Regions from separate parts of the Mus musculus genome. Here regions 1, 2, 3, 4, 6 and 7 are each linked to region 5. The links are chromatin loops, found by intact Hi-C in ENCODE. Cell type or tissue: heart. All regions are shown on one strand. Links, peaks and the distances in the headings refer to the core of each region. The heading gives the core; the rest is flanking DNA. Region 1 has its middle 42 kb from the start of Rheb. Region 2 overlaps Actr3b (ARP3 actin-related protein 3B). Region 3 has its middle 2.8 kb from the start of Gm33836. Region 4 overlaps Prkag2 (protein kinase, AMP-activated, gamma 2 non-catalytic subunit). Region 5 overlaps Prkag2 (protein kinase, AMP-activated, gamma 2 non-catalytic subunit). Region 6 overlaps Gm33591 (a long non-coding RNA gene). Region 7 holds the start of Prkag2os1 (protein kinase, AMP-activated, gamma 2 non-catalytic subunit, opposite strand 1).

What was found. A loop is a pair of places that touch in the nucleus more often than their neighbours do. Peaks named below come from ENCODE experiments on the same cell type or tissue, not always from the same donor. Only the 100,000 strongest peaks of a DNase experiment are listed, where the experiment ranks them.
Region 1: it touches region 5 in a loop (2.9-fold over the local background); 8 of 42 quality-filtered maps call a loop at or near these places.
Region 2: it touches region 5 in a loop (8-fold over the local background); 3 of 42 quality-filtered maps call a loop at or near these places.
Region 3: it touches region 5 in a loop (5-fold over the local background); 14 of 42 quality-filtered maps call a loop at or near these places.
Region 4: it touches region 5 in a loop (5-fold over the local background); 19 of 42 quality-filtered maps call a loop at or near these places.
Region 6: it touches region 5 in a loop (3-fold over the local background); 4 of 42 quality-filtered maps call a loop at or near these places.
Region 7: it touches region 5 in a loop (6-fold over the local background); 16 of 42 quality-filtered maps call a loop at or near these places.

The regions. Positions count from the first base shown.
Region 1 is chr5:24,798,295-24,802,640 of GRCm38, reverse strand. No RefSeq gene overlaps it. Among named protein-coding and RNA genes, the nearest start is that of Rheb, 42 kb to the left of the region's middle. In heart, for the core only: a CTCF peak has its summit at 2,058 (motif pointing left); no DNase peak of the experiment used is centred there.
Region 2 is chr5:25,829,959-25,834,304 of GRCm38, reverse strand. Actr3b (ARP3 actin-related protein 3B) reads right to left here. Exons shown (of 12, transcript NM_001004365.2): 8 at 2,521-2,694; 9 at 1,827-1,919. Among named protein-coding and RNA genes, the nearest start is that of Gm42237, 60 kb to the right of the region's middle. In heart, for the core only: a CTCF peak has its summit at 2,471 (motif pointing right); no DNase peak of the experiment used is centred there.
Region 3 is chr5:25,162,857-25,167,202 of GRCm38, reverse strand. No RefSeq gene overlaps it. Among named protein-coding and RNA genes, the nearest start is that of Gm33836, 2.8 kb to the left of the region's middle. In heart, for the core only: a CTCF peak has its summit at 1,833 (motif pointing right); no DNase peak of the experiment used is centred there; H3K27me3 peaks cover 532 bases.
Region 4 is chr5:25,080,642-25,084,987 of GRCm38, reverse strand. All of the region lies in intron 1 of Prkag2 (protein kinase, AMP-activated, gamma 2 non-catalytic subunit), which reads left to right. Among named protein-coding and RNA genes, the nearest start is that of Gm42232, 17 kb to the left of the region's middle. In heart, for the core only: a CTCF peak has its summit at 2,241; DNase peaks (open chromatin) are centred at 937, 3,217 and 4,117; H3K27ac peaks cover 587 bases.
Region 5 is chr5:25,008,647-25,012,992 of GRCm38, reverse strand. The region is part of intron 3 of Prkag2 (protein kinase, AMP-activated, gamma 2 non-catalytic subunit); the gene reads left to right. Among named protein-coding and RNA genes, the nearest start is that of 1500035N22Rik, 25 kb to the right of the region's middle. In heart, for the core only: CTCF peaks have their summits at 1,452, 1,653 (motif pointing right) and 2,471 (motif pointing left); DNase peaks (open chromatin) are centred at 1,772 and 2,312; H3K4me3 peaks cover 863 bases; H3K27ac peaks cover 1,452 bases.
Region 6 is chr5:24,778,552-24,782,897 of GRCm38, reverse strand. All of the region lies in intron 1 of Gm33591 (a long non-coding RNA gene), which reads right to left. Among named protein-coding and RNA genes, the nearest start is that of Crygn, 23 kb to the right of the region's middle. In heart, for the core only: a CTCF peak has its summit at 2,494 (motif pointing right); no DNase peak of the experiment used is centred there; H3K4me3 peaks cover 417 bases; H3K27ac peaks cover 1,928 bases; H3K27me3 peaks cover 284 bases.
Region 7 is chr5:24,900,790-24,905,135 of GRCm38, reverse strand. All of the region lies in intron 5 of Prkag2 (protein kinase, AMP-activated, gamma 2 non-catalytic subunit), which reads left to right. Prkag2os1 (protein kinase, AMP-activated, gamma 2 non-catalytic subunit, opposite strand 1) reads right to left here and starts at 2,567. Exons shown (of 7, transcript NR_040684.1): 1 at 2,298-2,567; 2 at 1,851-1,971; 3 at 651-779; 4 at 420-488. In heart, for the core only: a CTCF peak has its summit at 2,135 (motif pointing left); no DNase peak of the experiment used is centred there; H3K27ac peaks cover 193 bases.

The sequences.
Region 1 (4,346 bases), core at 130-4,129, 210 kb after region 5:
TGGTGACCAGGCCTGTGGCCTCTGCCCAAGAATTGAGAGGTGATAAATTCCTTCCTCTTCATCTACCATCGTGGCAGTAAATATTGTCACAAATGAGCATGAGCGATCTTGCAAGGACTGGGGAGGTGACTCAGTTGGGAAAGAAAGTGTGTGTGCAAACGTGAGGACCTAAGATCAGAGTCCCAGTATTTACTAAAGCCCTTACTGGGGAGGTGAGACAGGCTTCCTGGAGCTTGCTGTCACCACTCTAGCTGAACTGGACAGCTCGAGATAGTGTGTCATAAAAGATAATGTTTATCTTAGCATATGAAAGTCATCTTAGCTTCACTGAGCTACAGGAGGCACAAGTGTAAAACTAGGGTTATGTTTACAAGTATTTTACAGCTCAAACTTGAATCTCAAAGTACAAGTAAAATCACATTTCAAGGGCTGGAGAGATGGCTCAGCGGTTAAGAACACTGGCTGTTCTTCCAAAGGTCCTGAGTTCAAATCCCAGCAACCACATGGTGGCTCACAGCAATCAGTAACTGCATCTGAATATGGCTACAGTGTACTTAGATATAATAAATAAATCTTTAGACTGGAGTGTGCAGAGGTCCTGAGTTCAGATTCCCAGCAACCACATGATGGCTCACAACTATCAGTACAGCTACAGTGTACTTATACACATAAAATAATTAAAATCACATTACAAGGTAAGATTTACATGGAATTTTGCTAAAGCAGCCATCTGCTCTGCTCTCCCCAGTCTGTTTCTTCATCAGCTACCTCCCTCCGTAGGCTCTCCTAAACATTGTTAATAGCCCCCAGGCGCCTCTGTTTTCTGCTGTCTTTCCAGCCACATGGCCCACACCTGGCTGCTATGTTTGAGTCCTAGGGTTTCCTGGTGTCTTCAGTGACTTGGTGAAACTAAGCGTGACTGTTTTGTTAAGCCTCTCACTGGGCCTTTCTTCTGCCTTCACTTTATGTGTTCATGGCTTTAACTGCCTTTGAGGCAGGAGGATCAGATCTGAGGTGGAGGAGGTAGAGGGAGAAGAAAGGAATTTTAAAAACGAATATACAAACTCTGCTGCCTGGTGAGTTTTCTGTCCCCATCTTATCCTTATCGCTTTATCTACTTGGATTTTCTCATGGGTGTTTCTAGTGTGTTGTTGTTTCCTTTTTTGGAGGGGTGTCTTGCCATGCAACCCAGGCTGGTTTCAAACTCAGTCAGTGTACCACAGTGGGTACAGCGGGTGTCTGTCGTCATACCCAGCACTCCCAACATATAATTACTGATTTTACTCAAAAGTGTGGCCTGCCTCTAGGATTTCAGCTTATCTGCAGGTACTTGTCTAGCACGTCTTCCAACCTCTGTCCCCTGCTCTCCCACACAGCCCACCTGTGTCCCCCTTCTCTGTTACATCCAATCCAGATCTGGGAGACTCGGGCCTGGAGCCTGTGTCTGCCTTTCCCTCAGCCTTCAGTGTCACCTCTTCTAGGGGCTTCCACATGGACCTGAAGCGACCTTGGTATGCTAAGCCCTGGTGCTTCATCCAGAACAGCAGATGTCAGCTGATCATCGTCAGGGTCCCCGGGTCCTCCCCAAATGTCACACTTGGAGCTGTGAAACAGACACTTCATTGAACTACTTCAAGTTCCTATGATTTTTTTTTTCCTGCTTACCCTGAGAATTTACAACATCTTAATTCTTAACACTCCTACTCAGAAATGCAAGTTGATTTCAGCAGCTAATGAAAGCAAGCAGGTGTGTGTCTGTGTGTGCTCCATGCACTTGCCTTGTTTCTGCTGCTACTGCCATGAAATGACACTTCGATATGCTGAGTGCCTTACCAGACTTGTAACTGCTTATTACAAATAGGAGAGATGAAAGCCTCATGTAGTAACACACACCTTTAGTCCCAGCTCTCAGGAGGCAGAGATAGACAGCCCTGAGTTCAAGGCCAGCCTTGTCATTAGAGTGAGTCCAGGACAGCCAGGGCTACACAGAGAAACCCTGTCTCAGATAAGAACAAGACTAAAACCATGTGAATGGGACAGAGCTCCCTCTGCAGGAGGCCTAGGTTCAGGCCCAGCCCTGAAAAGGGAAGGGAAGGGGCCCCAGTGGTCATATTTTTACATGTTTTTTCAGTTTTATTTTAACTATGTGTCTAAGTATGTGCATGTGTGTGGTAACCCCTGGAGGCCAGAAGCATTGGAGATAGTTACAGGTCTGAGTGCTGGGAATCAAACATGTGTCCTTTGCAAAAGCAATACATGCGTTTAACTTCTGAGCCATCTCTCCAGCCCCCTTTTACCTCTGTCTCACACCTTTACAGATCCCTTGATTCTTTGTGTAGATTAGTTTTTGTCTTTGTGTCAGCCTATAAGGTATTTTACATTTCCTATAGATAAAATATAATAATAGATTATAACGCATTATCTATTATCTCTGTAACATATTAACAGACAATAGAGATAATATTTCCTCTGGTGTTCTCGCAAGCTTTTGTTCATATGGAGAATTTTCACTTCTCGAGGGTCGTCTTGTTCGCTCACAGACTGGAGTCCTGCTGGCAGCATTGGGCTAGCCTTAATGCTGTGCACATAGCTGGAGACTAGCTCATTTCAGAGTTCTAGGAAGGTTACCTTCTTGCCAGCCTTCCCCATGGGTACTGAGGCCAGTCATGGCCAAGAGCAGCCCACCTGTGGGATGTATACACTCCTCTCTGGCCTGCCTCCTTCCACCTGCTGAGGCAGGTGCACACCTGCCGTTTGTCCTCAGTGCCTTCAGTCCCTCTCCTGTGGCAAGTGGAGCTTTCTTCACCCTTGGTGCCCAGTGCCATGTGTGATGCAGACTCAGAATGCAGCCCTGGTGATCTGGAATTGTGCAAGGACTCAGAATATGCTGCTTCTCATCTTTTTTTTTTTTTTTAAGATTTATTTATTTCATGTATGTGAGTACACTGTTGCTGTCTTCAGACATATCAGAAGAGGGTATCGGATTCCCATTACAGATGGTTGTGAGCCACCATGTGGTTGCTGGGAATTGAACTCAGGACCTCTGAAAGAGCAGTCAATGCTCTTAACTGCTGAGCCATCTCCCCAGCCCACTGCTTCTAATCTTTTGGGGGAGGGGGCGGGGGGTTGGTTTTGGGGGGTTTTATGGGTTTTTTGTTTTGTTTTGTTTTGTTTCGAGACAGGGCTTCTCTGTGTAGCCCTGGCTTTCCTGAAACTCGCTCATGTAGACCAGGCTGTCCTCAAACTCAGAAATCCACCTGCCTCTGCCTCCCAAGTGCTGAGCTTAAAGGCGTGGGCCACCACGCCCGGCTTAAATAACTTTTTTTTTTTAATCTGCAAGCTTGGATGTTTCCAGGGCCTTTGACAAACACATCCATAGTCCATAGGTGACTGTTGATGGCCACCTGAGTGCTCATCGGGACTCAGTCCTCACTACTTGGTGAAGCTTCCTGCTTCCCTGACAGCCACCAGCCTGGTGGGTGGCCTCAGCCTTCCTTCAGCAGTGTGAGCTAGCCCCCAAGTTCCACATCCTTCCAAGCAGGGTGGACTCACAGATGGCCTCTCCACACAAGCTTACAAAGGCTGAGAACAATTCTTCATACCAGTTTGACCTGTGGTATCAGCAACACTGGACTCTGCTGCCACGGTGACAGAAATGCAAGTCTGCCGCTATTCCTTCATCAGGAGAGCCGCTGCTCAGTGTGCCGGGTCACTAGCTGGGCCTTCAGAGCTTGGCGCCCAACTGCTATTGCAGTACAGTAGGATCTGTCCCAGCCCACAGCCAGGGAATCGGTGGTAATACAACCTTGGTTCGTCATCAGAGGAATAGATGCCGAAAGTCTCATGGCCACTCTCGCAGGTTTGATTGGTTTATCAAAAGGCTGGCCTGGAGCCCAGCTCCGATTCAGCCTCCTACCTAGCTGGGAGGGTGTCAGCACACACACTGATCCTGCTGTGTTTTGTGTAATTTTTTATTACATTTGTATTTACTTTATGTATGTGGAAGTCAGAGGACAACTCTCCAGAGGCAGAACTCCTCTCCACTGCGAGGCTTCTGGGAATCAAACCCTGGTCATCAAGTCATTGGCTCTCTCACAACAGACTGTATAGATTTCAAATACTGTGGTCTCAGTAATTGAGACTTTTACACAGTTCTTCCTGCGCAGGGCCAACCTGTTCCCAGCAGGGAACTGTACTGCACCGAGGCTCCGGGCTACTTGGGATCTGTCTTTTTATCCCTAGTGTCTATGGACTGGCAGAGCCAGGTAAGTCAGCAGCCTTTTAATGCCAGTGAGGCAAGCATCCTGGGCTTCATCCTAAAAGGAGAAGCAGCCTGGTGTGGAAGC
Region 2 (4,346 bases), core at 278-4,277, 820 kb before region 5:
TTAACATGATCCACCCAAATACATACAAGTTCAAAGATACAGTATACTCTAGACCCCCTGCATGCAGAAACTTCACTAACTCAGAGCTGTATGGATGGGCTTTGGGACAGGGACTGGAATTTCAAGGGCTCAATATGTGGACAGAAACAGCATGCCTACGGGGAGTGGCCATAGGCAACTGTTTGATTCAGTTCTCTAACATATACACGCTCAATGCAGCACAGATATTTGTTAGTTGATTAAGGCCTACAATTAGTAATGTGCTTTCAAGAATAATCTGTTCAGCCGGAAGAAGCTCAAGGTTGCTTCTCAACAGCCACAGGGCCTGGAAAGCAACGAGACACAAAACTCAATCTGGAAGTATGTGTGTGACTGTATAGTGACCCTCAGCACAAGACTAATGAAAGCTATACAAATAATCCAGCAAACAGAGCATTAAGGCAAATGACTACAAGTTTAGAGTCAACCTAGACTGCACAGCAATATCCTGTAAAGAATAAGGAAATGCAAGTAACTATTAAACCCCTTGCACTATACTCATATGAGTTGCATGACAATAGCTGTTTTCCCACCAAAGACTTTTCCATGGGAATTTACTCCGTTCTTTCAAAAGGTATGTAGTGTCTAGTATGGAACAGAGCAGTAGTTAATACATTTTGACTAAGCACCTTTCTCTGTATAAAATGTAGATGCCTGTGTGTGCATAGTGTAATGTGAGGTCATGAAGCTGAGTCAAAGGCTTGATGCACACATGCAATGTTAGCTGAGGATGAAGGCTTGATGCACACATGCACATGTTAGCTGAGGATGAAGGCTTGATGCACACATGCACATGTTAGCTGAGGATGGCTTAATGCACACATGCACATTAGCTGAGGATGAAGGCTTGATGCACACATGCACATGCTAGCTGAGGATGGCTTAATGCACACATGCACATGTTAGCTGAGGATGGCTTAATGCACACATGCACATGTTAGCTGAGGATGAAGGCTTAATGCACACATGCACATGTTAGCTGAGGATGAAGGCTTGATGCACACATGCACATGTTAGCTAAGGATGGCTTGATGCACACATGCACATGCTAGCTGAGGATGAAGGCTTGATGCACACATGCACATGTTAGCTGAGGATGGCTTAATGCACACATGCACATGTTAGCTGAGGATGAAGGCTTGATGCACACATGCACATGTTAGCTGAGGATAATTTTTGCTCTTGCTAACCAGCTGTCAGCTATTATTCCTTTCATGTAACAATGACTAGATTTCTCTCATTTCAGTCTTACATTTCCAGACAATCAAAGAATTTTGGAAAACTTCTCCACGTGCATATTTGTACTTACTGCCATGCTAACCTCAGCACTGACCGTAAATACCCAGCAAAGAATAAGAGCGGTTCCCAGAGAGCCTGAGCAGGACAAACCTTCCTCTTTCAATTGGTGTGTATGGCTCAGGCTGTGTAACTCAATCCAGTTTGGCAGTCAAGACAAAAAGACAGCTCATGCCAGGCATGGAGACACAGGGTTTGAAACCCCAGTGCTAGGGAGGAGGGAGACAGGAAAGTCATGTCTGGGCTCAAGCAGAGGAGGGAGGGGAAGGGAGGAAGAAAAGAGTTTGAAAAGTCCCTTTATTGGCTGTGTCATATTCCCAGCGTCCCACTCCTCCCTTCTCTGAGTCAAAGCTCTCAGTTATACACAACTGGAACGCGTTTCCTGCCGGGAGCAGGAAAGCAGTGATGAAGACATGCTTCATGGATAGGCAACAACTACAGGCCTTTTATGTGGGAAGGAAGTCAAAACACCTTACCCAAGAAGTTTATACCTTATACAGCGGCCGGCGCACATCTATGGGACAGCTCTGTATGACTTCATCGACAACATCCGAGATGGACTCCATAAAGTCTGGGTTGGCAAACTATATTTCATACGAATATGAAAGAAACATTATACACTTTCTCAAATAACACAAACTATTTTCAAACAAAATGTTAAGACTTCATTTTTACTTTTAGTGATGTACTTTGCTATGCGTGTGGGTGTGTCTGGGTGTGGGTTTGAGCATCTGAGTGCAGTGCCCGCAGAGACCAGAAGAAGACAGCATATCCCCTGGAGCTGGAGTTTCAGATAGTTATGAGCCAGTTCACCAGCTGGGCATTCACTGATTTTACACGCACAGTCACAAAACACTCTGGCTTAGTGTTACTTTCATACAGGGGTCAATGCACACAGTCCTTGAGATTTGTGACTGCTTTATTCCTACAGGTCCCTGGTGATCAGTTTCAAATCCATTTCTTCCATTGCTCTTCAGAGATCTTCCTCATGCCCAGGATAACCCCAACCTTAACTGTTAAAGTGGGTAAGCCTACAGCAAGGCGCTCCAGGCAACCATGCTGCAGAGGGAACCACCATGTGAAACCAACTTGCTCACTGGGTCCCTTTACTGGGAACTGCTGCTTCTGCACACTGGAGGGCAGCATCGTTCCACATATACTACTCAGTACACTCAGACATCTTACCTCAGGGTGAAAGAATATTTCTGGTCCCAGGAACCTTTCATAACCAACATCTATAATGAACTTCTTCTGGTTGATGGCATTGATCCCTGTGTACTGTTTGATCCACTTCCGAGGATCTACGTCATACTTAGCAAATTCTCTGACAATATCCGGGCAAATGTAGCAGTACTTCTCCTGTATGTACACAAAAAAGACATGGCCAAAGCATTGATAAGTACCAACGTCTCTGCCCTCTGACAAATACACAAGAACCCACATCTTACAGACACCTCTGAATTCATCTCTGCCTACACTGTAACTCTTGTGTGATTGACCCATCAAGCATGTGTCCTGCTGTCTTTCAGCTTAAGCATGACTACACTTGAATAGGTAAGTCTGTTTTCTCTGCAATGGTTACACATCACTTCCATGTTCTCCCTAATTCTGTTGCCATATTGTCTGAAATAATATCTATAAAACATCAGCTCCTTGTCTCCACCCAGGCTTTGCTTGCCCCCTCAGGCTCCCTGTCAGGTGCCAGCCTCACTTCGAGACCAGCAAACTAAGCTTGGCCCATTCTAGAATTCAGAAGTCAATTGCATGAGAGAGAGACAGAGAGAGAGAGAGAGAGAGAGAGAGAGAGGAGAGGGAGGGAGAGGGAGAGAGGGAGAGAGGGTGAGAGAGAGGGAGAGGGAGGGAGGGAGAGAGAGAGAGAGAGAGTGTGTGTGTGTGTGTGTGTGTGTACACAACGCATGCGTGCCTAAGGAAATGCTATCTGTCCTCCTGTTAAATGTTTGCTTGATCCCCTGCCCTTGCTGGTTAGGTATTCTAAGTCACTTGATCAACCCTGCAGATACACAGTCCATGAAACACTTAGGTCCCTCTCAGAGGCCATCTAGCTCAGAGTCAGACACTAGGTGACTGAAATAAGCAAACATCATGAGATCAGTTGGCAGCTACTATAGAATAAGAGCAGAATCAGGCGAGAGCACTGGGGCTGCCAAGAGATGGCTCCCACTGAGGAAAGGGAAACAAAGGCTGAGGGGAAACCTTGGAAATATTTTAGTCTACAAAGAAGTCTGAGGACATCTTTTCAAACCTCTCCCCACCATGGAAGGACCAGCTTTTCCCTTTTGCTTGAGGACTTCGAGTCTCCCCAGTCCTGGGAAGCCCAAGCCCACGAGGGAGAGACAGGTGGCATTTTTTTCTGTAGGAGCCATCCCTCTACCTGTCCCATCCCAAAAGGATTGTTCTCAACTAGCATCAGCCAAAATTCAGAAATCTCGTCCCCTGAAACTTTGAATTCAACCAACCTCCAGAGATGCTTGGCTGAGAGGAAACAGCAGGAAAGTTACCCCTCTATGCTGCAGCTCCGAACCAGAGCTGTGTGAGGTCACATGTCATACCCCACCTCAGACCCTTCTCCAGATTCAAACAAAATCCTCCCTCCTCTCGATTTATGATAACCAGCCTTGAACACTCAGGAATCTCTTGCATTTTGATTCTTTTTTAATGTTTTAGTTTTGCTAGATGAGAAGAAAAATTCCTTTTAAAAGTCTGTAACTGCCATGCCCACACCAATAGGAAGATGGGTGAGGTCAAGTAGACCCTCTAAATAATGACCTAAGAGTCACTTTGCTCTTTTGTTACTAAGTTCACATTTTCCTGTCACTGTCGTAGCATGTAACTGAGGTCTGGAGACAGGCAGGTGGATTCTGTTTAAGGACCCTGAGATCTAGACTGGCAGGGTTCTGAGGACTCTCAGGACACAAAGCATGCAGACACCTCTGGATTCCTGACAGCTACTGCTGCGACTCGCCTCCTGATTCTAAACGGAAGCACGGAGG
Region 3 (4,346 bases), core at 236-4,235, 150 kb before region 5:
GTTGGACATGACCCTCCTTAGTGATAGCAAGGTAACAGGATACCATGATGTCAACATTCCTTTTCCCTTTTCAGCTTACTGTAGTTAAGATGGAAATGTCAATTATGTTTATTGTACCTGCATGTAACTTTTGTAGTTACGTAGTAAGAGAATTGTTACTCTCAAGTAACTACACTTTCATTGCATAAAACTACACAATCTTATCCTTTGGTTCATATGGGACGCTTCCTTCTTCACTGACAGCTCTTAGATGAGTTTCAAAATAGCTGTTTCACTCCTACATCTACCTAAGCTTGGCTTCCTATGGACTTCCTGTGACACGGGTCAACTTCCACTTTTGATTTGTTCTGACCGCTCTGTTTTGGAAGTCATTTCCTTTTCAAGAAAAGTAAACATGAGCAAGTGTAGTCCACAGCCTGTGAATGCATCTACATCTCTGCTGCAGGGAAAGGGGAAACACCCATAACCTTCTTCTTTAATTCAAGTAGACTTTGAGGCTCAAATGATGTATCAGCTCTGTTGATTTTCACCATTGCCTAGCTCTTTCTCCTCTTTCTCTTAAAAATTAAAAGAGTCAGAAGTCTTGTTAAGAGATGCACAGAACACATGCCTTGGAGGGAAAGCAATAAAATAGACAGAGAGATAAACTTCACAAGTGTAATTTGAAGGAAAAATGGGGATTACAAAATAATGTATAGTGTTAAAATTTTTGGGAAGATTGAAAGCCTGTAAGGTAATAGCTTGTATTATATTGACACATGTATATAGATGTATAAGAATAAGTATGTGAACAATTAATACAAATTCAGAATAAAGTTCAAGTTGTGGAAGTTGTTATGATAATAGACCTATAATAAATATGGGGCCAGCAAAATAGCTCCATAGGTAAGGACACTTGCAGTCAAATCTGATGACCTGAGTTCAGTCCCCAGGACTTGCACAACAGGAAAGAATCAAATCCCACAAGCCGTCCTCTAACCTCAACATAGGTAGTATACACAAGTGCATACACAAATTAATTGATTAAAATAATAAATATAGGATAAATGTTAAGCTTTGATAAAAATGACTTGTGGACTCAATTTTTATATTACATGCTATGCACTGTCAGGCTGTGTACCAGAGGCTATCCACAGAGACCTCTGGCTTAGCCTGATGGGAGGGTTCAAGTGAAGGGGAAAGGGTACAAGCAGGCAGGGCAAAATGCCTCTGCCACCTCCGCTCCACTGCTCTGGCAGCCGCTGTTGCTCTAAGACTCTGCACTGGCTGCACTGAGCTGAGCCGAGCCAAGCTGGCTGGGGGTGGCTAGTGAGCAGAGTGCAGTAGAGCTTCTGGTGACAAAGGCAGTGTTATAGCTCTTGTGACAGATGCTCTCAGACAACAGAGTAATTCTCACACCCCTTTATTCCTTCTGGATAGGATCTTATATACAGTTTCGGGGTGGGGTGGGTCTGATAGCAGGTGCTTCATATTGACTTGACCTTAGATACATCATCTACACGAGAAGGGGCTTGGGGGCACTGCCTCAATGTGATTGATGGCCACAGTTCTCTATATAGGGGCTTGTGGCTACATGCCAGGGGCCTGGTGCTGGGAACAGGTGAAGCTCCTATGGTCCCTTCAGGATCCCTAGGGCTTCAAACCTTAGCTCCACCTTAGCACCTCTCACAGTTCACTGCCTCGCAATGCACATTTTAGTAATATTTTATAATGAAAACCTTTAAGGGTCTTGATCGGTTTACAGAATTCACAGCAATTGATTCACAACCTATACTATTCATTATCACATTTATTAAAAGTAACTGATGTGTTTTATTTCACTGATGGCCCACAAGAGGGAGATCTAGAATAACTCAGTAGTCAAGTACCCAACAAGTACAGCACCCTGTGATGCTGTAGGAGGTCTGAATGTCAGAACCACCAACCACAGCCCTCTGGTGTGAAAGCCTCTTCTCTTACTACAAATTCCAGAACTGATCACAGAGCCTGTGACAAACTGAAAGAATTTTAGTCCAGTTTAGGACTAAAGATGAATCTTGTTTGGTGGAGTGCTTGTCTAACATGCACAAAGCTTTGAGTTCAATCCCCAGCACTGGATGAAGAGGACACATAGGGCATAGCTGTGACCCCACCTCTAAAAGACAGAAATAGGATCATCAGAGTTCAAGGCCATTCTTAGCTACATAGCCAGCCAGGGATACATCAGATTCTATTTCAGGAGGAGGAGAAAGAGGAGAAAAAGGAGGAAGAGGAAGAGGGAAGAGAAAGAGGAAGAAGAAGAGAGAAGAAGAAGAAGAAGAAGAAGAAGAAGAAGAAGAAGAAGAAGAAGAAGAAGAAGAAAAGAAGAAGGAGAAGGAGAAGGAGAAGGAGAAAGAGAGAGAGAGAGAGAATATTAAAAGCAAACAATAAGAAACAGTTTAGCCAAATCTTGGCAACTAGGAAATTGAGGCAGAGAAATCATGAAATTAGGGCCATCTTGGTCTTTATAAGGAATTGAAGGCCAGCCTGTGCTCTCTGAGACACTGATTCAGAAAACAAAACAACAAAACTGTTAACTGTTTGTAGAGGTCATAATAAATATCAGCCAGAGGACAGGGGCCAGCTGGCACCTGTGCTGGCATAGGAGCCATTGCCTCTGAGTATGAGCAGAGTACTAGCATCTCTGCCCTTGTCCTCCCAGACTCAGGGATGCTCCTACAGCTATGCCTGCTGCTGGAACCAGAAACAATGGGGCTAGAGACAGGCAGAGTTCTCAGATTTCCTCCCCACCTCCTAGAAGATTCATGCCATGCATGGTAGTTTTCAAGCTTTTCCGTGACTAGTCCCACAATTTATTGATTCATTTCTATACAGATGTTATGATTTTTTTAATGGTGTGGGTATGTGAGTTGAGAGCAGTCTATGCACTAATGATTTCTTCAAACAAGAAAGATCAACTCTTTTGGCATGATTACTCAATGCTGTTTTACCTCTGAAGTCCAGGCTCTACTTTGTCCGCAGCAATCATGTGGCTAGCGCCAAATGCTGTGCATGCCTCATCATTGGCACAAAGAATGTTTGTTAAAATAATGACCAGAGTCCACTGGACATTACTGGGTAAGCAAACTATGGTGTATCCACACAGTTGCAATAGAGGAGATTCTGACCCATGCTACAGCCAGGGTGAGTCCTAAGGACATAATGTTTGGTGAAATGTGCCAGTCCCAAAAGGACAAATCCTGTGTTTAACTTCCACCACCACCATCACCGCTACCTCCTCCTCCTCCCCCTCTTCCTCCTCCTCCTCTTCTGTTGCTGCTTCTCTTAACCTTTTATCAGCTCTTTGTGAATTTCACATCATGAACCCCAATCCCACTCATCTCTCCCTTCCCTCAGACCCACCCTCCACCTTTACAACCTTTCCCCCAGTAAAGAAAAAGATCTTTTTGTGGAAGCTGCAGTGTGTCCCAGTGTGTCTCACAGTGCACCCTTTTGTCCATACTTCTTTGCATGCAAATGTTCATTGGTCTGGTTCGAGGCCTCTGCTTCTTCTACACTATTGATGCTGGATCCTCACTGGGACTCCTCTTGATATCTTGTTGTTGCCCTGCGTCATGGAAATCCAGTAGTTTTGGATCTGTAGAACCGGCTCCTTTGAGCACTCCAGAAGTTCATCGATGTGGCAGATATTGGCGTTTGCCAACTCAAAGTCCTGGATCTGGATCTGAGAGGCATCTGAGCTGGTCAGCCCACAGGCTCTCCCACTCTCACGTCTCAGGACCAGCTCACCAGCAAACCCCCTGCTACCAGGACAGCCCTACCCTGATGCCCAGGTGAGGTGTGGGGCCCTCTCTTCTGAGAGTTGTAGCAGGTGAGACATATCCAGTTTTCCCACCCTCATGACCCTGGGGCCAGCTCTCCTGCCTGCCTTAGATAGTGAAGAACAAAGGAGGGAGGAGGCCATTTCTCCCTTGCCTGCACCACTGCTCAGCAAACAAAAGGTAGCCGCCCCACCACCACCACCACCACACTCATGCCCTGGGGCGGGGGGGGGGGTAGGCAGGTAGCTTTCACATCTACATGGTCCCCACAATGGTCAAAGTCATAGCAGCTGAAGGTAGGGTGGGGAGGCTAGGGGTGTGGCCATGGGTAAAGTGCTTGCTGCACAAGCATGAGGTCCTGAGCTCAGATTTCAGTACCCACGTGAGAAGGCCGATGTGGGACATGTGGCACAGTCATGTGTCTGCAGTCCCGGTAAGACTGAGGGTTACTGAGATACAGAGAGATGAGGGGAGCAGAGACGTGAGACCCCCTGGGAACTTCCTGGCCTTCTAGCCAGGGTAAGCAATGGCAAATGACAACAAGAC
Region 4 (4,346 bases), core at 274-4,273, 72 kb before region 5:
CTGAATTGTCCTTATTTGGCTCTGTAACTGAGGCACCGTCAGAGGGCCCCAGGGCCCTGGCTATACGTGGTCTTCAGGATGCCTGGTACTCCTCAGACTCTGACTGTTAGTCCGTGTTCCTTGGTAGCTAGATTCCCATTGCCTGGCTTTTTGGCAGGGTTGTTACGTAGCTCTTGTCTCTAGGCACCGAGAATCTGTCTCCACGTGCTTATGACACAGCAGAAGGGTTGCCCAGAGATGCTCAGGGAGCCTTCAGCAAAGAGACACATGCAGCCATGATGGGGTCAGAGACCTTGATAAATTCATTTCCTCAAGCCCTAAAATATAATGTGTTTCGAGGGATTGGAGGGTCATATGTGTATATGTACAAATATTTGTATTCACATGCGCATGTGTGCACATGTGTATTTATGCATGTATTTGTAGGGAGGCCATATAAAAAGATATACATGCATGCTATAGTATGACTCAGACTCTAAATACAAAATTTAAATACTTGACGGTTTTAAGCCCAGTTAAGGGTCAGCTTTGCTCTCTGTTAGATAGGAGCTAACAGGGACAGTGACATTGGCCATGCAGAACAAGAGTGGGTTAGGGTTTGTCTTTGAGTTCTTGGCTAGTCATCCAAGGGTCTCTTGCGGAGGTGGGGGTGGGGAAGCCTAGCATGGAGGTCCCAGCTTCCTCACCTACGAAGCAAGAGGCTTAGGTTCTACTGTGGACACTGGAAGGAAGCAGTGCGGTCTGATAGAAGAGCCAGAGCTGGGGTGAGAGGCCCTGGTGTGAGGCACCGTCTGCTGAGCAATGAAGAGCAGTGGACGCTAGCAGGTTAAAGTGGACCACGTCCAACAGGTGACTAAACAGAGAATGAGAGGCTTACAGGGTTAACCAAGTGTGTGGCCCAGCCACCGTGTGGCCCTGCTAGAGCCACGTTAAACAGCTGAGCTGTGCAAAGCATTCCTCTGAAGCTGTCATCTGCCGGCTCCTCCTGAAGCCTGCTGAACTCTGATGATGTCACTTCCTTTCTCCAGGCTCCTGATACACTCACGCAGCAGTGTGCCCTCCTTACACTCACCCAGCAGTGTGCCTGCCCTCCTTACACTCACCCAGCAGTGTGCCTGCCCCCCTTACACTCACCCAGCAGTGTGCCTGCCCTCCTTACACTCACCCAGCAGTGTGCCTGCCCCCCTTACACTCACCCAGCAGTGTGCCTGCCCTCCTTACACTCACCCAGCAGTGTGCCTGCCCTCCTTACACTCACCCAGCAGTGTGCCTGCCCTCCTTACACTCACCCAGCAGTGTGCCTGCCCTCCTTACACTCACCCAGCAATGTGCCTGCCCTCCTTACACTCACCCAGCAATGTGCCTGCCCCCCTTACACTCACCCAGCAATGTGCCTGCCCTCCTTACACTCACCCAGCAGTGTGCCTGCCCTCCTTACACTCACCCAGCAGTGTGCCTGCCCTCCTTACACTCACCCAGCAATGTGCCTGCCCTCCTTACACTCACCCAGCAATGTGCCTGCCCTCCTTACACTCACCCAGCAGTGTGCCTGCCCTCCTTACACTCACCCAGCAGTGTGCCTGCCCTCCTTACACTCACCCAGCAGTGTGCCTGCCCTCCTTACACTCACCCAGCAATGTGCCTGCCCTCCTTACACTCACCCAGCAGTGTGCCTGCCCTCCTTACACTCACCCAGCAGTGTGCCTGCCCTCCTTACACTCACACAGCAGTGCGCCTGCCCTCCTTACACTCACCCAGCAGTGTGCCTGCCCTCCTTACACTCACACAGCAGTGCGCCTGCCCTCCTTACACTCACCCAGCAGTGTGCCTGCCCTCCTTCTTCCGAAGGCCATGCCTAAGGGTACCATGTGGCAATCCAGCCCTTGGTGGTCATGATCACCACTTGTTTTTAAAAGGTATCCCCAACATCTTTGTCAGGGAAAGGCAGAGAGAGAGAGAGAGAGAGAGAGAGAGAGAGAGAGAGAGAGAGAGCAAGAGAGAGAGAGGGAGAGAGGGAGAAGGAGAGAGAGAGAGAGAGAGAGCAAGAGAGAGAGAGAGATCCAGATTTACAGAGAGAGCTCTTGGAATTCCATGTTGTGGAAGGTTGTTAAAGTTTTGCCAGTGCTGGAGTGCTGGCCCAGTGGAGTCTGTGCTATTCTCCCTCTGTTTCTTCACTGCTCTGAAATAGACTGGAGACTGAAGAGGGAGAGGTCATGGTCTGTGCAGTTCCTCCAAGCCCCAGGCAGGGGGCAACAGCTCCAACCATTTCTCTCCCAGTCCTCCCAGGAGTCCAACGGGACTAAAGCATTCATAATGTAGCTATATGTTCCTGTGTGGCCTGGGTATCTGGTTGCTTCTCAGGACCTAAGCTTCCCTTGCTGTGGTTAATAATCTGGAGGCATACCCTAGGAATGTTGTCTTCCGGATAACAAATACATCTGCTCATGTAAAGGCCACAGTCTAGGGATTCTCTATTCCTACCGTCTCACACATGCTAACAGTGTCAGTTTGGGTAGGCTGTTGCCCCGTACCCATGTATCCATCTGCTCACTGATAAAGCTGTGTTCATGAGCAGCATGGTCCAGAGCAGGCAGTCTTCTGGAATCTGGGGTAGACTGTGGAGTGGGGTGGAGTGGGGTGGAGTGGAGCTAAGAGTCTTCCTTGGAGCCCTCCTCCTTCAGCTCTGCTCAGGGCTCACTGGGCTATCCTACCGCTGCCCCGCCCCTGGATGAGCAGGAGGACCTGGCTCCCCTCTTACTAACCCACTCAGGTAGGGAGGTGTACAGTCTGTGTTTGGAGGCAATAGGTGGAAGGTTTGTACATGTGGAAGAGAACAGAAGATTGAGATATTTGTTACATGAGATTCAGAGGGATCTATGGATGCAGAAAACATCCTGTGCTTTTGTTTCTAGAAGCATCTACCATGGCCCTTCTGGCCCATCAGTCTTCTCTAGTAGTCAGGGATGACCTCCCTTGGGCATCAAGGGTTAAAGGTTAAATAATGAGGAAAAATCCAAAAGCCAGCAGGTTTTGCTGAGCTGGGAATGTGGAGATGTTCCGGGCAGTCGCCTCTGGAGAGAAACCAGGCATCCAAGGCAGAAGGAAGGTGAGGACGGCCCCGAAACAGATCCCCGCCCCACGTGCAGCACTGCAGAGGGTGTCACAGCCGGTGTTGGAGCAGAGGACGGAATAATGAGGGAGGAGGGTAGGCGAGCAGGTTCTAGAAGAGGAAGTAGTTTAGCAAAAGCAGAAGCTGCCTGTATGCCAGCCTACACGCCCAAGGGCGGCGGAAAGAAAACCCAGAGCGCAGGCGCCCTTCGGCAGCACCATCACTTGCTTCAGTTTTGGAAGGCTGTGTTCCTGACTGCCACTGGAAGAGGCCTGGCTTAATTACAGTAACCTGACTGAAATCCTTCTGGCATGAGCTACAGTCTCCGTCTCCCCAGCTCTGGGTTTGTTTGGTTTTCCGTATTTCCACCCCTCAGCCTGTAAATGAAACCTTCCATGCCAGTTGTCTCAGTGGTGAGGATACAAGTGCCCCCCTTCAGTTGACTTTCCTCAGACACTGAGAAGGCAAGATACTGAGCACACTGCTGGTGGAGAGTCTCTGACCATGGTGTGGCTGCTCGCTGAGGGTTTCTTCTCTGTACTGACAGATTTTGCTTCCAAGAGGGGAAAACTGGTCTTCAGCCTCTTCCTGAATCTCCCTGACCCTGGACAGAATTAAACTCGGTGACTTGGAGTTGGGAAGATGGCTCAGTGGATAAAGTGCTTGCCAGCCTAGCCTAGTCAATGAACCATGGAGCCCAGTGGGAGATCCTGTCTCTAGAGCAAGGCAGACAGCTCCTGAGGAGCTACACTTGAAGTTGGCCTCTGGTCTCAACACACACATGCATAACACATGTGTACACATGCAGAACACACCCACCTGTCCCTCCCACGTGACCCTGTCCTGCCCCCCACACAAGATAACCTCAGTGGCTGGAATGGATTTACCCTACCACTGTCTGGCCTCTACATTCTCCCTGGCACCCAGTTTTGGGTGAGGCGGGACAATGGCGGCTGAAGGAGCGCCTTTCCCTGGACCTGTGGCAATGGAGGTGAGGAGAAGAGCAGGACTTTAGAGGCTGCCCATCGGATTCAAGCCCAGGCTCAGGATCCCTCTGCTTGGTGTGAGCCTCAGCCCGTTTATCCGGGAAGGCTGGTGGCTTCTCTTGAGCTGTGCTTTCCCACTTCCTACAGGGTGGATCACCGCCAACTTGGGCTATTCTGAGATAGAGCCTAGAACAAATTCACATTTGCCTGATGCTCTCTTCTTCTCTCCCTAGGGAATGTTGCCTCTGCTG
Region 5 (4,346 bases), core at 181-4,180:
CCCTAGGCCCTTTGTTACCCGAAGTCCATCATGTGCACAGTATGTCCCTTAGCACAGGTGGTGACAGACCCTGACAGCCATGGATAGCTGTGCTCTTCCTCATATCTCGCCTGAGGTAGAGCCGACTTGACCAAGTCCATCTTTCATGGGCCAGAATCTGCTTCACAGTGAGGTCAGACGTTTCCTGGATATTTGCGGAGTAGATGCTTTCTCGACAAAGCCTATGAGGGCATCCGCTGAACGGACATGGTTTCCAGAACAAGGGACAAAGACTGACATACAAAGTAGCTGAGCAGACAGTAAGCAAAATGATTCTGAGTGGCTTCATTCAGTCTGTCTGCTGACTTCAGTACTTTTATAAAAAGTGTCCTTACTGCATTGAAGCCATGTGTTTCTGTAGACACACCATCAGCGTCAGCATGCATTCTCCTATCTTGCCCCAGGTGAGCTGTGGACAAGGTATACTGTTCTCCCACATGATGACCTTCCAAAGCCGGGGTTAGAGGGGCAGAGAGGAGCATGGGAACACAAGCTGTCCTTTCCTCATTAGAAACGAAACACAGCAGTGCGAAAATGGTCACTGATATGGAGGCCGTGCTCTGCTCTCTCACACAAGACACTGGGTGGAGCCAGACAAGTATCCAGGCAGAGATCAGGAGGCCTTGGTAAGTATATCAGCTGGCTGGGCAAAGTCCTTTGGTGAAGGGACTAGCCAGGCAAACTCATCAGCTAGACTTGTAGAGGGGAAGACATTAGGCCCAAGTCTCCTCTTACACACTTCTGGGTTCTCTGAGCCTCCCCTCCCACCTTAGTTTATCTCTTAAAAAGTTCATCTTTGAGTGTGTGTGTGTATGTGTGACATGTCTGTGTGCATATGCATGTATGTGTGTCTATGTGACATGTGTGATGTATGTGTTGAGTGTATTACATGTGTATCTGAGTGTGAAAGTGATTTGTATGTGACATGTTTATGTGACATGTATGTATCTTTGACTTATGTGTGTACATGTATGTGAGAATGACTTGTGTATGATGTGTTATTGTGACGTGTATGTATCTGTGACACATGTGTGTGCATGTGTACATGTGTGCGTACATGCCTGTGTCTGTGTGTATACACACATATGGAGGCCAGAGGTAAACTTTAGATATCATTCTTCAGTTATTGTCCACCTCATCTTCTGAGATGGGTTCTTTTCATTGGCCTGGAGCTCCCACGTGGTGTTTCTGGTTGGCCATTGAGTCCCAGGGGTTCCCCATCTCCCCCCTCTGAGCTCTGAGATTGCAGTGCACCCTACATGTGGGTATCAAGCTCGAGTTCTCATGCATGCACAGCAAGCACTTCGTCAAGTTGGTTGTCTACTTAGCCCTAAAAAGTTCATCCTGTCATCTGAGATGAGCTGAGATGTCTTGTGCTACATTTAACCACTTGGGGCAGCCACTGCACCATCTAAGTCTTCACCACATTCAAGGAGCGATGCCTTTACTACTGGCCTCCTTTCCACCTTTGTTTTCTGGATCTTTTCTTACATCTAATTTCACTCACACAGTGTGGGGGTGTGTAAAATGAGAGAGCATAGCTGGGGTCCCGTTGTCCTGGGCCTGTCCCATCAGTTGCTTACATTTTTCCTGGCTTTTTGGTACTGTGGCCACTAGGGGGTGCTATAGCCTCACATGCTGAACCTTGAGCAGGCGCTGCTGTGAGAAAAAAGCAGGAACCGTCCCTGCACGTGTCTCGTCCTAGCAGAATCAGGAGGCCAAAAGGAAGGTTCACACCTCTGGCACTGGGCAGGCCACAGCAAACAAGCTGATCCCTGCCATCCTGGAGGCAAGCGGGACATACGTGGCCAAGGCATCACCATGCTGTGTCAAGTGCTGGGAAGAAAATCAGAAGGGTGACGGGGTGCTAGGTGTAGGGGAGTCAGGGGCAGCCTCTCTGATGGGAAGGAGTCAGAGAGGGCTCTGCTGGACAGCCCAAAGATGGCGTGCCAGGCAGGAGAATGCAGGGCATTTTTTTCCAGTCCTGAGGAAAAGAGCTAGCCAGCTAGCTACAGGTGAGGTCAGGAAGGTGGGGCCTCAATGGTGGAGCCCAGGGCTCTTTAAATGAATGGTTGGGAAAGCCAGAGGAAGGGTGTGCCCTTTGCATAAGCTTGTGTGGCTGCTGCTCAGACTACAGCTGGGACTGAGGGCCATCCGAGAGCCACTGAAACAGACCTGACATCAAGCCAATGGGCTCCAGCCTCCCTGGGGACGTCACTTCAGGCTTGTTTTCCTCTAGAAACTCTTGCTTAACTATGCTTGGCTTAAGCCGTCCTCCTGTGTGTGAGCTGAACTCTTACCACAAATCCCTCTGCAGTCTGTTGCCTCCTGACTGGCTTCTCTCGCTCCTCTCTTTGGAAACCACGCGCTGGGCTTGACTCTTCTCTCAGCTCTTCCCGTCTCACCCACTCTACCGCCACCATCCGGCCAGTCCCAGTTAGTGCATGGAGGGCCACCCACAGCAGAGCTCTAGCCTCAGGGCTGACAGTGGAAGGCACTGTAACCTGGAGGCCTGTTGCCTTCTGCGCTCTGTTGGGCTGAGACCAAGAACTCAGCTCCTCTTGTTCCTTTCCCTTCTCCTGCAGATCAGAATCGTCCTGACTGAGGTTTAGACTAAGATAGACTTTACAGCTAGCATGAAAACAAGTAGCAGCTGATGATGCATGGTGTGGCAGTGGCACTGGGACCTGAGATGGAAACATTGGGTCAGCTCCTCCAGCCCCACTGAGCAATACACAGAATCTTGTCTTAATAGCACACTGACGTTGCTGATGGAACTGCTTTGGGGCCTTATCTTTGTCCCACTAGGAAAAAAAAAAGGAATAAAAAAATCTCTGTCCTGGGTTCCACCTCTTCTGATTACACAAAGGCTGTTCCAGCCCTCAGATTAACACAGCCCTCAGCAAGACAGGTGGAAATCAAAAGATGGAGAACACACCCTGGCCCCTGGGCTATTTGCATCTGTGGGATACTTGAAAACCTGCGAACAAGTCATGCAAATGAAGCCAGCGGCTTCCCTGCTGCTCGTTTGAATTCTTAACTGCTGTTTGCAGTAAGAGATACATTGGAGAGCTTGGGGGGTGATTCAGTTCTGTGTGCTGGGAGTCTGAGTTCAAGTCCCAGAACCAAGGTAAAAAAAATCTAGGTGAGTGTGGTAGCAGCCTGGGAGGAGAGGAGGCTGGGAGGAGACCAGAGGACCTCTAGGACTTGCTGGCCAGCCAACCTCAACTAATTTAGTGAGAGACTGTCTCAAAAAGCAAGGTGGATGGAGCCTGAAGGACGGCTGAGATGATGGCCTCCAGATACCACAGTTACACCCCTGTACACACATTCCCTTCCCCATCCCTGCCCCTGCCCCCCTCTGCCTTGTGAACACACACACACACACACACACACACACACACACACACACGATGTTGTCATCCAGCATAGAACCCCCTTCTCATGACACGGGATTTCCTCTGGAATCTCTTCGTTGTCTCTGATTTTAGCATGCTTTATCAGATAAGACCGCTGATTTTTATGATCTGGGTGGAGAGAGTGATTGCAGTCTGGAAAATACAACCCCAGATGGTCAGAGACGTAGAGATGAGTTTGAAAGGCCTGCCAGTTGAGTCTGGCTAGGGTGTGGAGAGTGGGACTGGCAAGATGCACTCTGGCCAGAGATGGAGAAGTATCTTTCCTTGCTCAGTCTTGACCGAAGTCAGATGTACAGACCACCAAAGGAATGTCATTGCTGTGTGTGGTTACAGTGCTCCAGATCTTCCAGGAAGACTAAGTAGAGGGACTGGACATCCCCCCCACCCCCACCCGCTTGCTCTGAGTGTGGCTCTTTATCAGAGTGTGTGCCTTCACAGCCTTTGAAATTCAAATGAGCTTGCAGAGAAGTTTATTTAACTTAAGACTTCAGCCCCTTTCACACCACTGCGGCATTGGAACCCAGACAGCCCTTCTTTTATAGCCCAGCAACTGGGAGTTTATTTTTCAAATAAAAGTCTGTTTTCCCATAAAACGCTGAAGGTTTCGTGCAGTGCAGGGGAGGAGTACACCCCAGTTTTCAAGGCTTCAGTTTGGAGTCTGCAAGTCTACAATTTACACGCCAAGGGCTTTCCCGGGACTGAGGGGGCCCTGCCCCGGCTTGCCCTGCAGAACAAACTCGGGGCAGTGGGGCAGCCTATGTGGACCAAAGGGCCACAGAGCAGGAACCAACGGGCTAAGGCTTTATAAACTGGAGTAAGTTCGCTCCTCTAGCCCCAGGGTCTAGACTCACAGCTCTGCACCAGCTCCAGCACCTTCTCCTGAAGACA
Region 6 (4,346 bases), core at 226-4,225, 230 kb after region 5:
ACACCTGGGAAGAGGGGTCCTCAACTGAGGGATTGTTCCCAGCCTGTGGGCATGTCTATGCAATATATATATATATTTTTTTTTGATGGCTAAATAGATGTGGTACATCCCAGCCCACTATGGTCGGTCCTATTTCTAGGCAGGTGGGCCTGGGCTGTAAGAAAGACAACTGAAGGTGAGCAAGCATGTCAACAAGCCAGTAAGTAGCATTCCTCTGTAGTTCTCTGCCTCTGACTCCTGCCTTGGCATTTCTCATGACATGTAAGAAGGATCTACATATGTGGAACACTACTCAGTCTTCAAAAAGAGAAATTGTGGATATCTCTTGATTTGGAAGATAATGTCCTCTGTGACTAAGCCAGCCACAAGGCTAGTGGTTGTGGTTTATGCCTTTAATCCAACACCTTTGAGGTCAGCCTCATCTACAAAGAGTCCCAAGACATTCAGGGCTACACAGAGAAACCCTGTTTTAGAAAATCAAGAGAGAGAGAGAGAAAGCTGGCAAGACGGCTCAACGGGTAAGAGCACTGACTGCTCTTCCAAAGGTCCTGAGTTCAAATCCCAGCAACCACATGGTGGCTCACAACCACCCATAATGAGATCTGATGCCCTCTTCTGGTGTGTCTGAAGACAGCAACACTGTACTTATTTATAATAATAAATAAATCTTTGGTCCTAAATTCAATTCCCAACAGCCACATAAAGGCTCACAACCCTCTGTAGAGCTACAGTGTACTAATATACATAAAATAAATGAATAAAATACTTAAAAAGAAGAAAGAAAGAAAGAAAGAGGCCAGATATGGTGGCTCATGCCTTTAATCCCAGCACTCAGAAGGCAGAGGCAGGCAGATCTCTGGCCAGCTTACACTACAAATTCTACAGATTAAGTTTCAAGACAGTCAGAACTGTTACACAGAGAAACTGTCTCAAAAAGCAAAATAAAAATAAAAGTGTGGCTGGGCAGTGGTGGCGCATGCCTTTAATCCCAGCACTTGGGAGGCAGAAGCAGGTAGATTTCTGAGTTTGAGGCCAGCCTGGTCTACAAAGTGAGTTCCAGGACAGCCAGGGCTGTACAGAGAGACCCTGTCTCAAAAAAACAAAAAACAAACAAACAAAAAATAAATAAATAAAAGTGTGGGGTGGGGAACTGCAGGAAGGGTTAATGGGAACTTCATGTTGAATAGTGCAGTTTCAGTTTTGGTGTGGAAGCCAGTGAAAGTTGCCCAGCATATTGAGTAAAGTGTGTGCGCACACGTGTGTGTGTGTGTGTGTGTGTGTGTGTGCGTGATCTCACATGAACATGCATGCATCCCTGTTTACCTGTGTGTTTTTGTGTAAGGACCAGCAGTTAACATCAAATGTCTTCCTTCATTGTTCTTATTTTTTGAGACGGAGTCTTTCTGTGAACCTGGAGCCTCTGCCTCCCACGAGCTGCACTAAAGGCATGTGCCACCACCTCAGGCTCCTACGGTGTTCTCTGTGGCTGGGCATCAACCAGGACTTAAGGTACACTCACTCACTGATTTGCTCAACGATCCTGGGAGGAGTGGATTGTTAGCCCCACCTTACGGGTGTGGAGAACTCATCGCAGAGCTGCTTGCCTTTGGTCACACAGCAAGCCAGTGGGGGAGGGAGGATTTAAATGCAGAACTCCCGCCTCTGCCTCAATGGCTAATAATAGCTCTCAGCACCCCAGCCTGGTGCTGGTGAGGACACAGGCTTTATCCATTCAAGCCCTTCTTTTAGATCTTGCCTCTTCAGTTCTCTCTGCTGCATCTGTTTACACTTCATCTGACAAGGACTCTCAGGCTGACTTCAGAATCTGTGCCTGAAGTGCAAATTAAAGCCCAAGATGTCTAAATGTATTCCTTAGAGACACAGAAATAAGAAGGGATCCCCAAGGACCCCTGCCGCAAACGCACAGCCAGTGGTTCTTACCCTTGTGGGGATCAACCGATTGTTTCAAGGGGTGGCCTAAGACTATCAAAAAACAGATATTTGCATTATAACTTATAACTGTAGCAAAACTGTAGTTATGAAGTAGAAACAAAAAAATGTATGATTGGGGTCAACACAGCATGAGTATTAAATAAAGGCTGGCAACATTAGGACGGTTGAGAACCACTGTTTAGGCCGACCAGGCCTATTCTATATAAGGAGTTCCAGGCCACCCAGTGCTACGTGGTGAGACCCTGTCTCAAAAAGAAAGAGAGAAAGGAGGTATGGAGGAAATGAGGGACAGACAGTCTATAAGACAGACAGACTTTGGTAGCCTCCCACAATGGTGCTTAATAATTTCCTTAGGAGCTGGGTGGTGGTGGCGCACGCCTTTAATCCCAGAACTCGGGAGGCAGAGGCAGGCGGATTTCTGAATTCGAGGCCAGCCTGGTCTACGAGGTGAGTTCCAGGACAGCCAGGGCTACACAGAGAAACCCTGTCTCGAAAACAAACAAATAATAATTTCCCTAGGATGTAGTTACTGATATGACCATAAGGGGGCAGGCTTCAGCATCCGTCATTTCATAAACCCTGTCCTCCAAAATCGCGGTTCTGACTTCCCTCCCCTGACAGGTCCCTTTCTGCAGATGTCTGATCCCTGACTTGGGAGAAACACTCAAGCTCATGTCCCTACGCTAGAGTAGGGCAGAGCAGGAACTGGGGGACACATGGGTGATCATAGCTAGACACCTCTCCCAGCTAGCTCAAACAGGCTGGCCTTCTAGAGCCCGATCCTGGTGGCAGGCTTACGAGTGCCAGCCCATTTTTGTTCATTCGTTCGTGCATGCCCTCCCCGATGGCTCTGGGTGGAAATGCCCAGGTGGGGCTCTCAGGATCGCAGGGTAGATCCCCAGACCGCAGGGCCCTGGGCCCACGCTGAGCAACCTTGTGTTAGGTGCTCTTCATTCCTGTCCGACCTCAGTTAACTCAAAGAAAACACCACCTGGTTGCTACTTGCACTGCTGGGTTGCAGGCTTCTGCCCCAAGACACCTAGACCCAGGCTGCCCTCCTGACCTGAGCCTTCTAGGAGCCTCGGACTCCAGGACACAAATCTCTGCTCTTTATAAACTATCCACATTCAGGCTTTGCATTACGGCAGCAGAAACTGCACCAAGAAGCAATGTCCTAGGCAGATAATGGAAGGTTATTCAATGCTAAAAAGAAATGCACCACTTGGCCAAAAGACACTATAATCTCTTTTATGCCATTTTATTTTTCAAATCTTAATTATTACTTATGGGCAGAGGTCAGAGGGGTATCCCATCACCTGGAGCTGAAGTTGCAGGCAGTTGTGAGCTGCCTGCTGTGGGTGCTGGGAATAGTCTGTGCTCTTAACCACTGAGCCATCTCTCCAGCCCCACATGATAACCTTAAAGCTTGTTGCTTAGTGAAAGAAGCCAGTCTGGTCTGGTGTGCTGGCCCAGACCTGTAATCCCAGCACTCTGGTGGTAGAGGCAGGAGGATCAGGAGTTCTGCTTTATAGCTTGTTTGATGCCAATCTAGGATAGGTGAGATCCTGTCTCAGGGAAAAAAAGCAAAAAACAAAACCCAGTCTGAAAGGTAACTTAGCTACAGCAGCCTTCCTATCTGAATTGTAGGAAAAGCAAACTGTGAACACAGGAAAATTATGAATAGTTCCAGGGGGGCTGTCCTGTAGCAGCGACCAGGGGGAGGCAAGGAAGAGCAGAACATATTCACACAAATATTACAACAGTGGGTGCCTGTGGGGCAAAAAAAAAAAGGGGGTCCCACGTCTGCTCAGGGTTAGGGCCACTGGGTGGGGCGGACATGGGGCATTTGACTGCGTGCAACCCCACAGAACTGCCCAGCGGGCGTTGGACTGTGGGAAGCGGTGGGATCCTGCTCCAGGGGTGGGAAAGGGCATAGTCTGGGGTCCCCGCCGAACTGCCAGAGCTGGGCTCCAACTCTCGGGCACTACAGACCGCTGGGCACTGACGCCACTGTATGTCGAGGAAGAGCTGAGAACAAAGTGGGAACCCTCGGGCAGAAGTGGCCGGGGGCTTGAAGGAAAGGGGGCAGGAAGGAGAGCTCTGGCAGGTTACTGTGGGGAGGAGAGAGTCTGACTAGCTCAGGCGGCTAGCTCTGCGGGCGACTTGGTTTGGCTGCTGGCGGCCGGCGTGGCTGGAGCACAGCAAGGCTTCCTGGTGGGAGGTTAGACACTTGGATCGGTAGAGGGAAACCCGCTCCATTGCTCCAGCAGAGCCGATCCTGATGGGAAGAGGCAGTCCATGGTTTTAAGGCATTTATTGTAGAAAGGCAGCGAAAAGGAGAGAGTAGAGAAGCAGAGGGTAGCCATGGACACGTGGGGGGGGGGAGAGGGGGA
Region 7 (4,346 bases), core at 257-4,256, 110 kb after region 5:
CACCCTTTCTGCATCCTGCCCATCTTGCCACAGCTACAAGGTGCACCCCGCATCTCATCTTTTCTCTGAAGCTGCCCGACTGTGTGCCTGTCCCTCGTCCCCCTGTTCTGCTCTGCTGGTGTCTCCCTCTAACCCCAGCGGCCACCTTAAATGTCCATACTTGCTTTATATGCCCTGAGAATTCAGTGGTCTGATGAGCGCAAAGCCGTGAGACCAGAACATCTCCAGGGCCATCGCTTTATGGGTTTAAGCTCTGGGGCCTGTCACATCATTTTCCTGTTTGTGTTTATCTATCCTAATTGCCTTGAATTTATTTCTTGGCCAGGTGTGAACCTGGACATACTCTCGACTGCTATAAAGATCATCCCCCTGCAGTTGCATGCCCCGCAGTTCAGCCTGCCAGAACCCCTACTATTCACCAGCTTGGATGCTCTCGTAGGCTTGAGGTCCATTCCTGGCTCCCAGCCTGTTGTCCCCACAGTCTAGACCTGTAGAGAGGTTCAGGGTTAAGGTGACTTGCGGCAGTGGTGTTCCCCATCTGCCCTTGCTGATTGGTTTCTCCTCACCTTCGTCATCTGTCCCAACACCAGCACCCTGGGTTCCCTCCCGCCCTCACGGTTCTCCATGGGCAGATTCCAGACCTCACTCACACAGTCTTACTGTGGGAAGCCGGGCTAACTGAGTCCAGGGTGATCAGAAATAAGGAAGGAGCTGGTGCGTGATAGCTCACATGGTTACGTTTGCTGCTCCAGCGTGGTGTTGTAGTTTGCTTCCTGCCTCTGTAACAAACCCCATGACCAAAAGCAACTTAGGGAGAAAGGATCTCTCACCCCACAGCTTGTAGTTCATCATGAAGGAAAGTCAGGGCAGGAGCCTGGATGCGGGAGCTGAGGCAGAGGCCATGGAATGATGCCACTTACTGGCTTGCTCCCCATGACTCGCTCTGCCTGCTTTCTTGTATCACCTGAGAAGCAAGGATACAGGCAGGGGCCCAGAAAAGGCTCCACCCACAGCAGGCTGGCCCTCCCACATTTATCACTAACTGAGAAAATACCCCCACAGACTTGCCTAAAGGCCAGTATGATAGAGGTATTTTCTCAATTTAGGTTCCCTCTTCCCAGGTAACTCCAGCTGGTGTCAGGTAGCCAAAAAAAAAAAAAAAAAAAAAAAAACAAAAAACAAAACAAAAAACTAGACAGCAAAAAATGCAGATCTAAACTCAATCCCCAGCACCCACATATAAAAATCTGGTAATATATAATCATGGTAATATAGGTTTGTAATCCCTGCACACTGGGGAAGCGTAGACAGGCAGATCTCTGGAGCTTACTGGCCAACCAGACGAGATGAATTGCCAAGATTCACTGTAAGAGCCTATCTCAAAAACTAAGGTGGAGAGCAATGGAAAAAGACATCCAGTAGCCACCTCTGGCCCTTACCCATACATGCACCCAAACATGCATGCTTACATGAATGTGCGCGCGCGCACACACACACACAGAGCGTGTGAGAGAGAAATCGCGAGCACCAGAGCGAGCAGGGACCACTCTGGGAAAGTAAAACATCTCGGAGCTCAGGCCCTGGCGTGTGAAGACTTGGCTGCCTTTCCTTGGGTAATCAATCCACAGAGCTCCTGAAGCTTTGTTTTAGTATTGCTATCACTATGGGTTGTATCTGCCAAACACAGGCCTGGCGCTTGGTAACCACTTGCTTGCTTTCCATTCCTCCTTGGAAGTCAGACTCCAGAGCATCCAATAACCAGTGTACCAAAAAAAAAAAAAAAAAAAAAAAAAAAAAAAAAAAAAAAGGGGGAAAGAAAACAAACAAAAAACTGTGCCCACTATTCTTACCTGGTGGGAGGGAATTGCCTAAAGGGAGTGAAGATGGGTTCTCTGTGGAGATGGCACACCTTGGGCACTGCAGCAGTCTGGCCCTCCGTGGCGTCACCATACATGAACAGGTGCACAGTTTCTATGTGGTATTAAATTTTCATGAGGATGGAGAATCCAGGGAGGCACTGAGAGCCTATGAAGCCTTTCCTTCTCCCTAGAATCTCGGGGCTTTTAAAAGTGAGCCTCTGCAGAGTCAGCCTGCCGGTTTGTTGGCTGTGACATGAGGGGTGCTGACCTCTGGTGGTAGACATGTCAAAGTGACAGGTTCAGAAGGTCTGTCTGTGCTCTCTGAACTCTGACCTTCTCTGGCTGAGTTTATAGGCCAGGGATAAATTGATTCTTGACCACAAGAATAATTAAGATTGTATGAAATATCTGTAGTAGAAAACTTCCTGCCTAGCTTACCCTGTATTTAACATATTGCCACATGTTTTAGTATATCCAAAGTCAGGTTCAAACATATCCTAACGGTGTCCTAGGCTTAAGAAGGTACAGGAGTTGTCCTGTGGACTGTGCTTTGGAAGGTGTCTGCACCCCAGAAGTTTCTGGAATGAAATTTTAGTCCCCGTGTAACGTGGAAAGGAGATGTATCGTCTCCCAGGTATTGATTGGTTCTTCCTAGGCATCCTGGAAAGGATGAAGCCAGCCTCCCCGCTGTCTGGCTTCTTCTCTGTCCATAGAGCCACACCCTCTTGTACCGGCTGCTGTGTGATGCTCCCCCCCCACCCCCCATTATGACACAGCCAGTAGGACACTCAGCACACATAAACGCTATGCTCCTTAGGTCTTCCCGCTACCAAAATCATGAGCCAAGTAAATAGCTGTGTATTTTGTCCAAGAAGCAAAATCAGGCTAAGACAGACAGGAAAAGGTCGTGTTACCTAAAAGGAAAAAAAAAAAAAAATACCTGACTGGTTTAAACAAACAGGAAAGTGCATAGAGTGGTTGGATAGCAAGAAGTGGAACATATCACCAGCCTTGGCAAGTGCATGGAACCAAGTAGAAAGTCATTAGGAACCAAGGTAACACCTCCCATCACTCTGCTAGGGACTCGTGAACTTCCCTCCAGAAGACTGTCTTTCTACTTTATAGGCACCCCACCAGGGTCCAGGCCCCATCACTATCCAAATGGAACTCCATCCCACTCGCCAGAGTCCTGGGCCTGTCTCTGACCTTTGTGGCTTCCAGCTTCACCTGTCAGGTGTAAACAGGAACGGTGTTGATTGTCCAGCAGCACTGGAAAAATTGGAAAAGCATTTTTAATGTTCTCTTCTCCTAGATCTTTTGATGACTACTAGCATATACTGTGGAACTATGCTGAGTCTCAGATAACCCTAAGGCACAAAGCATTACACACACACACCCTGGGTCATAGAAGAGCAAAGTCAGAAGAGAAGAGGTGAGCCTGGCAGTGGTGCCTTTAATCCCAGCACTTGGGAGGCAGAGGCAGGTGGATTTCTGAGTTCAAGGCCAACCTGGTCTACAGAGTGAGTTCCAGGACTGCCAAAGATACACAGAGAAACCCTGTCACGGGGGTGGGGGGAGGGGGGGAAGAGGTGAAGTGCCCTCTTTAAGATGGCATATAACATTCCAGAGACTCCCCTAGAGTCAAGCCCATGTTGGAGGCCAATGTGAGGTCATCTTCCTTTCAGAAGATTACCATGGTCTCCTCTTTATTCTTTACTCCAATTCTGCCCTGCATCCAAACTTGCCAAGGTTAGCACAAACTTATCTTCCCCAAATCCAGTGGCCAGCAGTCAACCCTCGTCCCCATCTTAACCTGGAGTCCACAGAGTTGCCCCGTGCCCTCTTCTCAACGCTCATCCTTAATCTCTAAGGCATGGCTGGAGAGGTGGCTTGGTCCCTGGTGGGTTCCCCACCATAGCTGGTTGTAGATACCCTCTGTGGTTCTTTCTCTTCCCTTTGCAGCCAGTGTAACATGGCGTGACTCACAGCTCCATGCAGTCATCCTTCCTAACTGAATGGAAGAAACCAAATGTTCCTGTGGCTCTATCTGAGGCCTACTTACCTTCACACTGGTCCTCACCTAAGAGAGTGCTCACTCCTGGCTCTGACCCGACGTATTCATACTGGCCAGCATTTGGTTTCCTTACCACGAAACTTTAGTGTCTAAGGATGTCCAGCACACCTCTCTGGCCAGGCCTCTGTCCTTCACAGGTCGCTAGCTATCAAGACCAGCCACGATCCCTATAGTCTTCTTGCCTTCCTGATCTCTTCTCCCCTTCCCCACCTCCCCATTTCTCTTTCTTTCTGTCCTACAAGGAAGGGATGGAAAGAAGCAGGAGGGACCCCTAGAGTAGGTGAGGTTGGTCATGGAACACGTATGAAGGATTGAAGGGGACAGAGCAAGCTACAGAGATGTGCTTGGCTGGGGACCAAAAGCAGCCTGTGAAGGAAAACCCAGGCGGCATGCCGTCATTGAGTGAAGTCAGG